Regions from separate parts of the Homo sapiens genome. Here region 2 is linked to region 1. The links are chromatin contacts, found by Hi-C or POLR2A ChIA-PET in ENCODE. All regions are on one chromosome and are shown on one strand. The core of a region is the stretch at or near the end of the contact, and the rest is flanking DNA. Distances in the headings are between cores, read along the strand shown. Region 1 overlaps ARHGAP35 (Rho GTPase activating protein 35). Region 2 overlaps SAE1 (SUMO1 activating enzyme subunit 1).

Evidence for each region. Hi-C counts contacts between places; a loop is a spot of excess contacts on that map. ChIA-PET counts read pairs that join two places held with the same protein, here RNA polymerase II (POLR2A). Pooled maps may share reads with other maps.
Region 2: POLR2A ChIA-PET joins it to region 1 with 21 read pairs in PC-3. The contact joins two enhancer-like sites. A Hi-C loop is called at or near these places in 1 of 50 pooled maps. POLR2A ChIA-PET finds 5 or more read pairs at or near these places in 5 of 52 experiments (Caco-2, H1, PC-3 and 2 more).

Annotation. Positions count from the first base shown.
Region 1 is chr19:46,889,185-46,894,915 of GRCh38, reverse strand. All of the region lies in intron 1 of ARHGAP35 (Rho GTPase activating protein 35), which reads right to left. Among named protein-coding and RNA genes, the nearest start is that of ARHGAP35, 31 kb to the right of the region's middle. RefSeq lists a silencer at 1,842-1,921. Within about 2 kb of position 2,904, at least 2 of the 41 ENCODE cell types and tissues checked have a DNase peak (open chromatin) inside an H3K27ac peak, as active enhancers do.
Region 2 is chr19:47,208,035-47,213,765 of GRCh38, reverse strand. It overlaps SAE1 (SUMO1 activating enzyme subunit 1), which reads right to left. Exons shown (of 9, transcript NM_005500.3): 9 at 3,130-4,607. The coding sequence ends at 4,515. Among named protein-coding and RNA genes, the nearest start is that of MIR3190, 16 kb to the left of the region's middle. RefSeq lists enhancers at 2,740-3,034, 4,026-4,775. Within about 2 kb of position 2,885, at least 21 of the 41 ENCODE cell types and tissues checked have a DNase peak (open chromatin) inside an H3K27ac peak, as active enhancers do.

The sequences.
Region 1 (5,731 bases), core at 1,655-4,154:
TCAAATTTAAAGGAATTAAAATGCCTGTAGTAAAAATCAGTGAGTAGGTGAAAATCTAGAAAATCTCTCTCTATTATCTCAATCTCAAGGACCATTACAAAACGGCAGAGTAAGACATGACATAGGAGACAGCAGAAAAAGATACATGGCTTTCCTTTCACTAAAAGTATGGCCGGGCGTGGTGGCTTGCACCTGTAATCCCAGCATTTTGGGAGGCTGAGGCGGGCAGATCACCTGAGGTCAGGAGTTCTAGACCAGCCTGGTCAACATGGTGAAATCCCATCTCCAATAAAAATACAAAAATTAGCTGGGTGTGGTGGCACATACCTGTAGTCCCAGCTACTCGAGAGGCTGAGGCAGGAGAATCGCTTGAACCCAGGAGGCAGAGGTTACAGTGAGCAGAGATCGTGCCACTGCACTCCAGCCTGGGCAACAGAGCGACTCCGTCTCCAAAAAAAAAAAAAAAAAAACCAAAAAACAGGATAGAGTGTAAACCAAAGTCAATTACATCTAAAGTTTTTCAAAGGAAAAAATAAAAACTGCTCCAAGGAATGAGTCATAAAGTGATATTTATAAATCAAGAATATCTTAGAAATTTCACATCATTGATCCACTCTCAAAAACTAACCTCAAGGTAAGAATCTCACTTCATCAAGTTATTTTTTCTAAGTTCACCAGATCTAAAGAAAGCTTGACTTTGTCCATGAGCTTCCAAGTAGTGTGGAAAATAATTTTCCTTGAAATCCACAGGCAAGGGATTGCATCCTAATTGCATCATTTGCTCTTTGTTTTGAGGATACTGGAGATAATTCTAAGGACAAGGGAGAGAGTTGTGCTTAAAAATACTCAGCCTAATCACAAAATGGAACCACTTCAAGAACAACTGCACCCTGAATTTATGGTAAAAAAAAATCCCAAATCAGTAGAGAAGTTTGGTTTTTCCCTGACAAGCAGCCTTCACCAATATAAAGTTGTATTTAAGAATAATGGCAGAGACAGTTTGAAATCTTAAAAAAAAAAAAAAAAAAAGAGAAAGAACGAACGAACGAACTTATGTTAAGGCAGAAACAAAATATCCAAAATATCCATAAATAAATGGACTTCCCCCCCAATACATTTTTCACTGGTGAAGATGATATTACAAACCTACATCCCAATCTAGCTAAAGGATCACTTATTGAAAGATTTAAGTCCCCAAATCTACCTAAACCCTGGGATCATTAGTTCATACTCCTATTGGTACAATTCAATTTTAAACTTTTAAAAAACCTAAGTCAAAACCAAGGGGGGCAAAACCAAGGGGGGAGAGAAGTATTCATAATAAACAAGGTAAGTGTGTTTTATAATCTTTAAAGTGCTTTCTCATTTGATCCTCAAAACAATCCCAAGCAGAAGTTGGTGCCCATTCTTCAGATGACAGAATCACAGCATTTTAAGGCTAGAAAGGACTAACTTCCCACCCAATGCTTCCCACTAGAAAAGAAGGGGTCTTGTCTGGTGGCAACCTACTATATTCCCAGGACCTAGAGTAGTACCTGGTATACGGTAGATGCTCATCAACATCACCTCTATTATATGTTCAAAAAGTCCAACCCGAACAGTTTTTGAAGGTGTTAACTCCAGTCCAGAAGTGATATGACCTGGCCAAGACCTTATGGCTGGCTACCTGTTCCCCACACTCCTGCTTCCTAACTCAGGGCAGGCTCCTCCCCCTATTCAGGTTGTCAGTGAAACTCTAAGGGTTTCCCAAGCTCCCCCGCAGAATTCACTGGTATCTGAAAATTTTAATTTATAGCCTTCTCCCTTACACAGGTGTTTGTTTCCTTCATATGTATCACTCTTCACTTAGTTCCACAACCCTTTATTTAGCACCTACCATGTGCAAAGGACCATGACGGTGAAGGATCCGAAGATGAGAGTCAGTGCTCTCCAGGGAGTTATAAGCTGATGAGAACTCTAAAAGGCAACACCAGGAAGCTCTGATGCATGGAGAACTGGACTTACAAATGTTGGGAGAAGAGATACTCTAGGCAGAGGGACCTCATGAACATACAAAGCCTGAACACAGTGTTCAGGAAAAAGCAAGTGGTCCGGCCTGATTGCAAGGTACAGTGCAGAGACGCCCCAACTCAGAATCAACCTATGGAAAGAACTATGAGGACAAGCAGCTAACAATTATTTAGGTGGTTTCTTACTTCTTACTTCCTCCTGATACCACTTTCCTTTATACTTGTCCCACCTACTCCTGGCAGAAAAAAAAAAAAAAAAAGCAGCCAACAAAAACTTCTGAATATTCTCCCTGTATCTTCATTACATACTTCGTACTTTAGAAAATTGCTCTCAGTAATATCTTATTATAATGGACAATTTCAGGATCAAAGGTACCAACTGTGGCTCCATACCCACCCAACAGGTCCATTAACCAATTTTTTTTTTTTTTTTTTTTTGAGACAGGGTTTCACTGTTACCCAGGCTGGAGTACAGTGGCGTGATCATGGCTCACTACAGCCTAGACTTCCCTCCAGTGATCCTCCCACCTCAACCTCCCAAGTAGCTAGGACTACAGGTGTGTGCCAGCACACCTGGCTTTTTTTTTTTCTTTTTTTTTTTTTTGAGACAAAGTCTCGCTCTGTCGCCCAGGCTAGGTGCAGTGGTGCGATCTCGGCTCACTGCAACCTTTGCCTCCCGGGTTCAAGTGATTCTCCTACCTCAGTCTCCCAAGTAGCTTGGATTACAACAGGCATGCCACCAGGCCTGGCTAATTTTTCTTTTTTTTTTTTTTTTTTTTTTTTAGTAGAGACAGGGTTTCACTACGTTGGCCAGGCTGGTCTCGAACTCCTGACCTCAGTGATCTGCCTGCCTCGGCCTTCCAAAGTGCTGGGATTACGGTTGTGAGTCACTGTGCCCGGCCAACACCTGGCTAATTTTTGTATTTTCGGTAAAGACAGGATTTCATCACGTTGCCCAGGCTGGTCTCGAACTCCTGAACTCAAGCAATCTGCCTGCCTCGGCTTCCCAAAGTGGTGGGATTAAGGCGTGAGCCATCGCGCCTGGCCAGTTAACCAATTCTTAATCTTTTGGCAGTTAAGAATCCCTTTGACAATCTGATAAAAACTTGAACACTTTCTCCCAGAAAATAGAATGGACTTACACAAAAAATTCAGGAACCCTGGATTAAGAACCTTTGCCCTGGCCGGGCACAGTGGCTCATGCCTGTAATCCCAGCACTTTGGGAGGCTCAGGCGGGCAGATCACGATGTCAAGAGATTGAGACCATCCTGGCCAACATGGTGAAACTCCGTCTCTACTGAAAATACAAAAATTAGCTGGGCATGGTGGTGCTAGCCTGTAGTCCCAGCTACTTGGGAGGCTGAGGAAGGAGAATCGCTTGAACCCGGGAGGCGGAGGTTGCAGTGAGCCGAGATTGCACCACTGCACTCCAGCCTGGTTACAGAGCGAGACTCCATCTAAAAAAAAAAAACAAAAAAAAAAAACTTGCCCTAGCAAAAAGCCTAAGAAAAGTGGCCAAAAATGAGAGATTGAGCCACTGTTTCTAACTAGGAATTCCAAACTCCCCCATTCACATAAGTAGAATACTCCTTCTTCTGCACAACATAATAATTATCCTTAATGAATCAATAAAGTGAGGGAATTCCTCCATGGTTTATAATCCTCACCTGCTAGTAACAATACAACTTCCATTTATTGGGCTCTACTATGTGGCAGAAGTCCTGGAGGGCGGGTGATAGTTATATCCCCATTTTGTACATCAGAAAACCAAGGCTCAGAGGTATCAACTGACCTGGCCAAGGCTACCCAGATGGAAAGTGGCAGAGCTGGGTTTGGAACTCTGGTATTTTGATTTCCAAAGCCCAACTATCCTACCTCCCACCAGAGGGAAGCTTATTACCATACTGACTACTGGGAGACAGCAAAGAATATTGCCAAAGAGCCACAACCCAATCATTTCCATCTGCTCTTCTAGTAAGTAAACAGTCCAGTCCAAGGGTCCAGTCCAGTATTACACACCCTCTGGGCATCCAATAAATACCTCCTGAGTGACTAAGGGCAAACAGAACCGTATACTGTTGTCGACAGAAAAGTAGAGAAATAGAGTCAATAGTTTTTAAGTGAGTTCCATTTGAATACATGTGTCACAGCTACAGCCTCAGTCACTGTCGTGTTTCCAACTGTACCTCTCCAGTTTGGCAAAGGCCCCAAACACCTAATCTGTTACACCCTCTCATGCAAAGGTTTGCAACCCATCAATGAGCTAATGAGATGAATCAACAGTGAAATTTCAATGAAACATAGTCTAGATAACCTCTCCTGTGTTCCTGTTCTACCCTGTATATCCTCTATGACTTTGGCCATGACACTATATAATAGCTGTTCCCAGGAGACTAACAGCTACCATTTCTGAGCACTTACATGTGTATCACTAAAAGCCTCTAAGGGCCAGGATCTGGTCATTTCATCTCTCTATGACCACTGCCCAGCATGGGCCTCAGCATATAAATACATGACAAATGAATGAATACTTGCACCTAGAAATACAGTAATCATTATTTCAAATAGAAAGACATTTTTACTAAACAATGACAGAAAAGATGAAGATTTAAGAGCCATAATACCCAAGCTTCCAAAAAAGAAAGCTTACATACTCCTCCTTAGATGTTCAACAATAGAGTTCTTTGCATCAAGGACCCCTCCAAATAAGTATCAGGGAAAAATAAAAGGCAGGTCTCAATCTAGAACAGTAAAGTAAAACGGAGACAAAATGAGGCCATGGGGCTCAGTGTTACTCTAAGCCAGTGGTTGTAGTCTTTTTTGGGTCATGGATTCCTTTGAGAATTTGATGAAATCTACAAATTCTCTCTCTGCAGAAAATATACAGACCCCAAAATTCAGCATATACTCATTCTGAAAGCATCATAGACACCCCTGACCCAACCCCTTAAGGGTCTACAGAACCTCAAGTTCCTATAACCTTTGCTTAGAATCTGCACGTCTAGCCATGTCTCACTAGAGGCAACCCAAAACACTAACCATTTAGTTTTTCAGCGGTCACACTGTTAAAGAAAGCTGAAGCAATGGCTTTAGTACTTGTAATGTTTCACCACCCACCACAATGGCCTCTACTCTTTTTTTTTTTTTTTTTTTTTGAGACGGAGTCTCGCTCTGTCGCCCAGGCTGGAGTGCAGTGGCGGGATCTCGGCTCACTGCAAGCTCCGAATGGCCTCTACTCTTGTTTCCTGATTCATGTGGTTGAGCCACAGTAACACACTGTGGGGTGAGGATATTCTATTTTCCCCTACTAGAAAGTAAGAAATTCAAAAGCAGGAGCCATGTCTGATAGTGCTATGTATACCACCTAAGGCGGTGCACATTTTATATAATTAATCGCTGTTGATTGGTTTACTAAAGAACGGTTCTTTGTCTTTGTTTTTGTTTTTTTGAGATGGAGTTTCACTCGTCACCCAGGCTGGAGTGCAGTGGTGCGATCTTAGCTCACTGCAACCTCCACCTCCCAGGTTCAAGGGATTCTCCTGCCTCAGCCTCCTGAGTAGCTGGGACTACAGGCACACGCCACCACACCAACTTTTGTATTTTTAGTAGAGACAGGGTTTCACCATGTCGGCCAGGATGGTCTTGATCTACTGACCTCGTGAACTGCCCACCTCAGCCTCCCAAAGTGCTGGGATTACAGGTGTGAGCCACAGCGCCTGGC
Region 2 (5,731 bases), core at 1,636-4,135, 320 kb before region 1:
AGAGACTGAGGTGGGAGACTCACTTTGAGCCCTCAAAATCAAGATTTCAGTGAGCCATGATTGCACACCACTGCACTCCAGCCTGGGTGGCAGAGTAAGACCCTATCACTAAAAAAACAAAACAGGCTGGGCACGGTGGCTCATGCCTGTAATCCCAGCACTTTGGGAGGCTGAGGTGGGCAGATCATCAGGTTGGGAGTTCGAGACCAGACTGGCCAATATGGTGAAACCCCGTCTCTACTAAAAATAGAAAAATTAGCCAGGCGTGGTGGTGGGCGCCTGTGGTCCCAGCTGCTCAGGAGGCTGAGGCAGAGGAGTTGCTTGAATCCGGGAGGCAGAGGTTGCAGTGAGCCGAGATCACGCCACTGCACTCCAGCCTGTGCAACAGAGCATGACTCTGTCTCAAAAAACAAAACAAAATAAAAAACAAGAACCAACTCCTAAAATGCATTTTTATACTTGCTAACCCTGGAACTTGGCTTTGGGAAGTCTTTCCTAAGTGTGCACAATGTCACACAGCAGCAGACTGATTCAATAGTTAATGGTTCACCTGTTTTGGTTATGGAATTTGATGCATGAAATACTGACAAGGATCTCCAAGACATATTGAGAAAAAAGCACATTGGAGAAAAAGTTATTTATGAATATGTAAAATAGCAGCTAACATTGAGCAATATTGATTCAAAGACTGATTTTTTAATCCCCACATATCTGAGGAATGTGCCACTATTCTACCCATTTTAGGGATGGGGTAACAGAAAGTAGTGTAGCGAGGGTCACATGGCTGAGTGGTAGAGTCTAGGTTTGAACATGGCAGTCTGGAAGGATTCACTCTCAACAGTTAACAGGGGTGACCTCCGGGGAGTGGATATGAAAGTGGATAAAGCTAGGCTGGGCGCTGTGGCTTACACCTATAATCCCAGCATTTTGGGTGCTGAGGCAGGTGGATTACTTCAGGTCAGGAGTTCGAGAGCAGCCAGGCCAACATGGTGAAACCCTGTCTACTAAAAGTACAAAAATTAGCTGGGCATGGTGGCCGGGGCCTGTAATCCCAGCTACTTGGGAGGCTGAGGCAGGAGAATTGCTTGAAACCAGGAGGTGGAGGTTGCAGTGAGCCGAGATCACACCACTGCACTCTAGCCTGGGTGACAGAGCAAGACTCCGTCTATTAAAAAAAAAAAAAAGAAAAAAGAAAAAGAAAAAAAGAAAGTGGATACAGCTAACATGTCCAAAAAGCATCTCATATTTCTCTCCAAAATGCAGTTTAGCTGTGAAGTCAGCTGCTCTTATTATGTGGCCAACATTGTGCTGACAGGCTGTGCCCTGCAGCGGAGAGGAATCTTCTCTTTATGCTTGTATATTGCTTGAATATCGTACAAGCTTAGGAACCAAATCCACCCACCCTTTTGGACCTAGTTGAAGGCCCTCTTTTATGAAGGCCGACATGATGTTTTCCAGTGACTACTGGGTCTCAGGGACTTGTGAAGGGAAGCCCAAAATCTTGTTCTCACTGAGCGAACAAGCCGTGCCACTACATGAATCTCTACTGAGTGCCCCGCACCGCAGCTTTCCCAGTCAGCGCCATTTCCATCTCTCCCTTGCTTGTGAGGTGAGCCTGTTTCCTTATCTCCAGTATGGGTAGGAGAACAGCATCTATCCCCATGGGGTTGCTGTGGGGATTCCAACTCAAAGAACAAGGATTCTGAAAAGTACCAGGCAGGTTGCATGGGTATAATGACCATTGGTTGTTATCATTAAACTTACCACCTGCAACCTAAGCCATCTCTTCCACACCTGTAATGAGCTAATAGAACATACGTCAAGATAACTTTTTTTTTTTTTTTTGAGATGGAGTCTCGCTCTGTTGCCCAGGCTGGACTGCAGTGGCACGATCTCGGCTCACTGCAACCTCCGCCTCCCAGGTGCAAGCGATTCTCCTGCCTCAGCCTCCTGAGTAGCTGGATTACAGCCACGCGCCACCATGCCCAGCTAGTTTTTGTATTTTTTTTTTTTAGTAGAGACGGGGTTTCACTATGTTGGTCAGGCTGGTGTTGAACTCCTGACCTCGCGATCCGCCCGCCTCGGCCTCCCAAAGTGCTGGGATTTTTTTTTCGAGACAGTGTCTCACTCTTTCACCCAGGCTTCAGTGCAGTGGTGAAATCCAGGTCATTTCAGCCTCAAACTCCTGGGCTCAAGTGATCCTCCTGCCCCAGTCTCCCAAGCAGCTGTGACCACAGGCACAAGCCACTATGCTCAGCTATTTCTTTTTTTGTGGAGATGGGGTCTTGCTTTGTTTCCCAAGTTGGTCACGAACTCTTGGGCTGAAGTGCTTCTCCCGCCACAGCCTCCCACCATGCCTGACTGACTGCAGATTTTGAGATGGAGTGTCACACTGTTACCCGGGCTGGAGTGCAGTGGTGCGACCTCAGCTCATTGCGACCTCCGCCTCCCAGGTTCAAGTGATTCTCCTGTCTCAGCCTCCCCCAGTAGCTGAGATTACAGGCACCCGCCACCATGCCCGGCTAATTTTTGTAATTTTAGTAGACAGGGTTTCACCACGTTGGCCTGGCTGCTCTCAAACTCCTGACCTCGTGATTCGTCCGCCTCAGCCTCCCAAAATGTTGGGATTACAGGCGTGAGCCACCACGCCTGGCCTTTTTTTCTTCATTTTTATGATTAATACAAACATCATGTGGCAGTTTATGAAATTTGTAGAAACTAGACATTTCTTGCCTGGGGCTGGCAGCTTTCCCCTCGATTCCTGAGGGGTCCTCTGGGTGACTTAATCTCTGCCGTTAGAGGTACAGGGTGGAAAAGTTTGAAGCTTCCGGGACGATTCTACAATTTTGTTTTTATCAATCCAGACCCACCTGCTCCCCCTTGTGACCAAGGCTGCACATTACAGTCAAGAGTATAATTAGCTCAGAATTTAAAGACCACGTGAAATTCATGCAGCAATGTAACTGCTGACCCTGACGCCACTGACTTGCACTAAAGGTGGCGAGACACGGATCCTTTCCGAAATGCAGCCCCTGTCTCACCTCCGGCGGGAGCAGGTGATGCAGGGTTGAGGAACAGAGGCCCTTCTGTAGTGAAGACCACTTTTCTCCCCGACTAACTGCTGCAGGATCAGAATAGGAAAGAGACTGATTTATTGAAACATCACACAATTTACATAAAGAAGAAACACAAGCAAGAGTGGGGTGAACTGGAACGCACTTTGGCTGCATCAAGGCAAACCTGGTCTTCCAATAAAAGCTCTGACCCGTAGCGGCTGTGGCACTTGGGGCATATGAAGCATCACTTTTGACTTCCCTTTATTATTATAATTCTTGCCACTGAAAATAGCCACTATTTAGCTGAATTATCCATTAGACAACTGGAGCCAGAAGCTTCTACACATTCTAGAATGTGAACAATTTAACTCTTGCTGCATCACCCAGAAAAAATGGTGGCAGGAATGGTGAGGGAGAGGAGGAATCTCTTGAGTTAGAGCCTCAGGTCTGAAAAGGCAACTGGTAGGATCATCCCATTCCCTCTCAGAAGCTTCTGAAGTGGAAGAAAAACAAGCAAATCCTAAAGCAAGTAACTTTATTATCATTCCTTTAAAAAGAACCAAGGAAAATTCACAACATATGTGAAACACAAACAGCTGTGGTTTAGGAGGTAAACAAAGGACCAACATAGCCCTGAAATGCAACAGCCTCTGAGTGACTTGAGCCGCATGTGACTGGGGTTCTGTTAAAAGGGCAGGCTCCTCCCTCCTAGCCCTGAAGCCCCAGGAACCTGCCTTGAAAGACAAGCTCTCTAATACTCAACTTGCAGGGTCTCGCCCTAACATCCAAGACTTGGTAGCATCTCCTTTCTCCCAAAACCCAGCTGGAACTCAACTAATCCTAAACGAAAACTCAAGAACAGCACACCAGATGCCACCTGTTGTTTGTCAGGGTCTCAAACTCCAGAGGAAATGCATTTGCCTGTCATGGTTTTCCTCTCTAAGGGCACCTGTCTGAACTTGGAGCTGTGCTTCCACTGGTGCCTCATGGGGCCTGGGCCTACTCTCCACCTGAATTCACACTTTTCTCTATAAGGTATCAGGTGGGGAATAAGTCCAAGAAGGTGACAAGAGGCTCCCGAGCAACAGAGCTTGCTCATTCCTGGCAGGCATCTCCCACAATGCCCCAGAGGGCTGGCGAGGCCGGGACAGCATAAGGACAGAGAAAGGGCAGAGGGGTGCTTGGAAGTGCTCATCACTCAGGGGAGCTGGCAGGCCCGGGATGACAGGCAGCCTGAACAGTGCTGGAACAAAGACAGCCACCCTGCGCCCCTTGTCGAGCAGCTGCTGGTGATGGGAAGCAGCACGTCGGCACCACCTCCTTCGTTGCAGGAAATGTTTTGTATCGGGCCAATGACTTCAGTTTTCCTTGCCTGGAGATGCCTTCATGAAGGAAGGGGACAGGGAATACAGGTGGGCATGCTGCAGTTGGCATCTCTGGGGCTGCCAAATCTTGAGTTCACTTGGGGCCAAGGCACTCCACAATCCCATTCCCCTTCATGCCATCGAAGAAGAAGAAGTTGTTGTGAGGAGGGTCCCGCTGAGACAGGGCCTGGGGAGAAAAATGAAAAGAGGGTTTAGCTCAAGTGCTTTAAGAGGAATAGAGGGAAAAAAAAATTCTAAAAGCAGTCTAGGGCAGTGGTTCTTAACTGGGGTCGATTTTGCTCCCAAAGGGCTATTTGGCAATGTCTGGAGACAATTTTGATTGTCCTATCTCCTTGCTCTGTCCCTTACAAGCTGTGTGTCCATGGGGAGATTATTTAACCTCTCCAAACATTACCTTATTTTCCTAACATGAGATTAAGAAATGTATTTGCCTGGGTTAAACTATGTATCTCAAAAATGTAAAACAGGCCAGGGCCAGGCACATTCACACCTGTAATCCCAGCACTTTGGGAGGCTGAGGTGGGAGAATCACTTGAGCCCAGGAATTCAAGACCAGTCTGTGCAACATGGTGAGATCCCGTCTATATGAAAACTAAAATAGGTGGGGCGCAGTGGCTCACGCCTGTAATCCCAGCACTCTGGGAGGCTGAAGTGGGCGGATCACCTGAGGTTGGGAGTTGGAGACCAGCCTGGCCAACACGGTGAAACCTGTCTCTACTAAAAATACAGAAATTAGCCGAGTATGGTGGCATGCTACTCGGGAGGCTGAGGCAGGAGAATTGCTTGAACCCAGGAGGCAGAGGTTGCAGTAAACTGAGATTGCGCCACCGCACTCCAGCCTGGGCGACACAGTGAGACTCTGTCTCAAAAAAAAAGAGAAAAAGAAAAATGACATAAATTAGCCAGGTATGGTGATGCATGCCCAAGGTGCCAGCTACTCGGGAGGCTGAGGTGGGAGGATCGCTTGAGCCTGGGACATTGAGGCTGCAGTGAGCTGTAATAGTGCCACTATACTCCAGCCTGGGGAACAGAGTGAGACCCTGTCTCAAAACAAAAAACAAACAAACAAAAAAACACCTTAAAACTAAAACAATGACTAACACTGTGTTGCACCACCATTGGGCAAACAGCAGAAATAATTATTCATGACTATTCAACTGAGAAAGGTGGCAGTTCTTAGGCTGTGGCCTTTATCACCTAAGGGGACACATTTAATCAAGGAACACACTGATGCAGAAGCGGGGGCTATTCCATGAGGACATAGAGTCGCTAGGCTTCCACAGGGGGTCA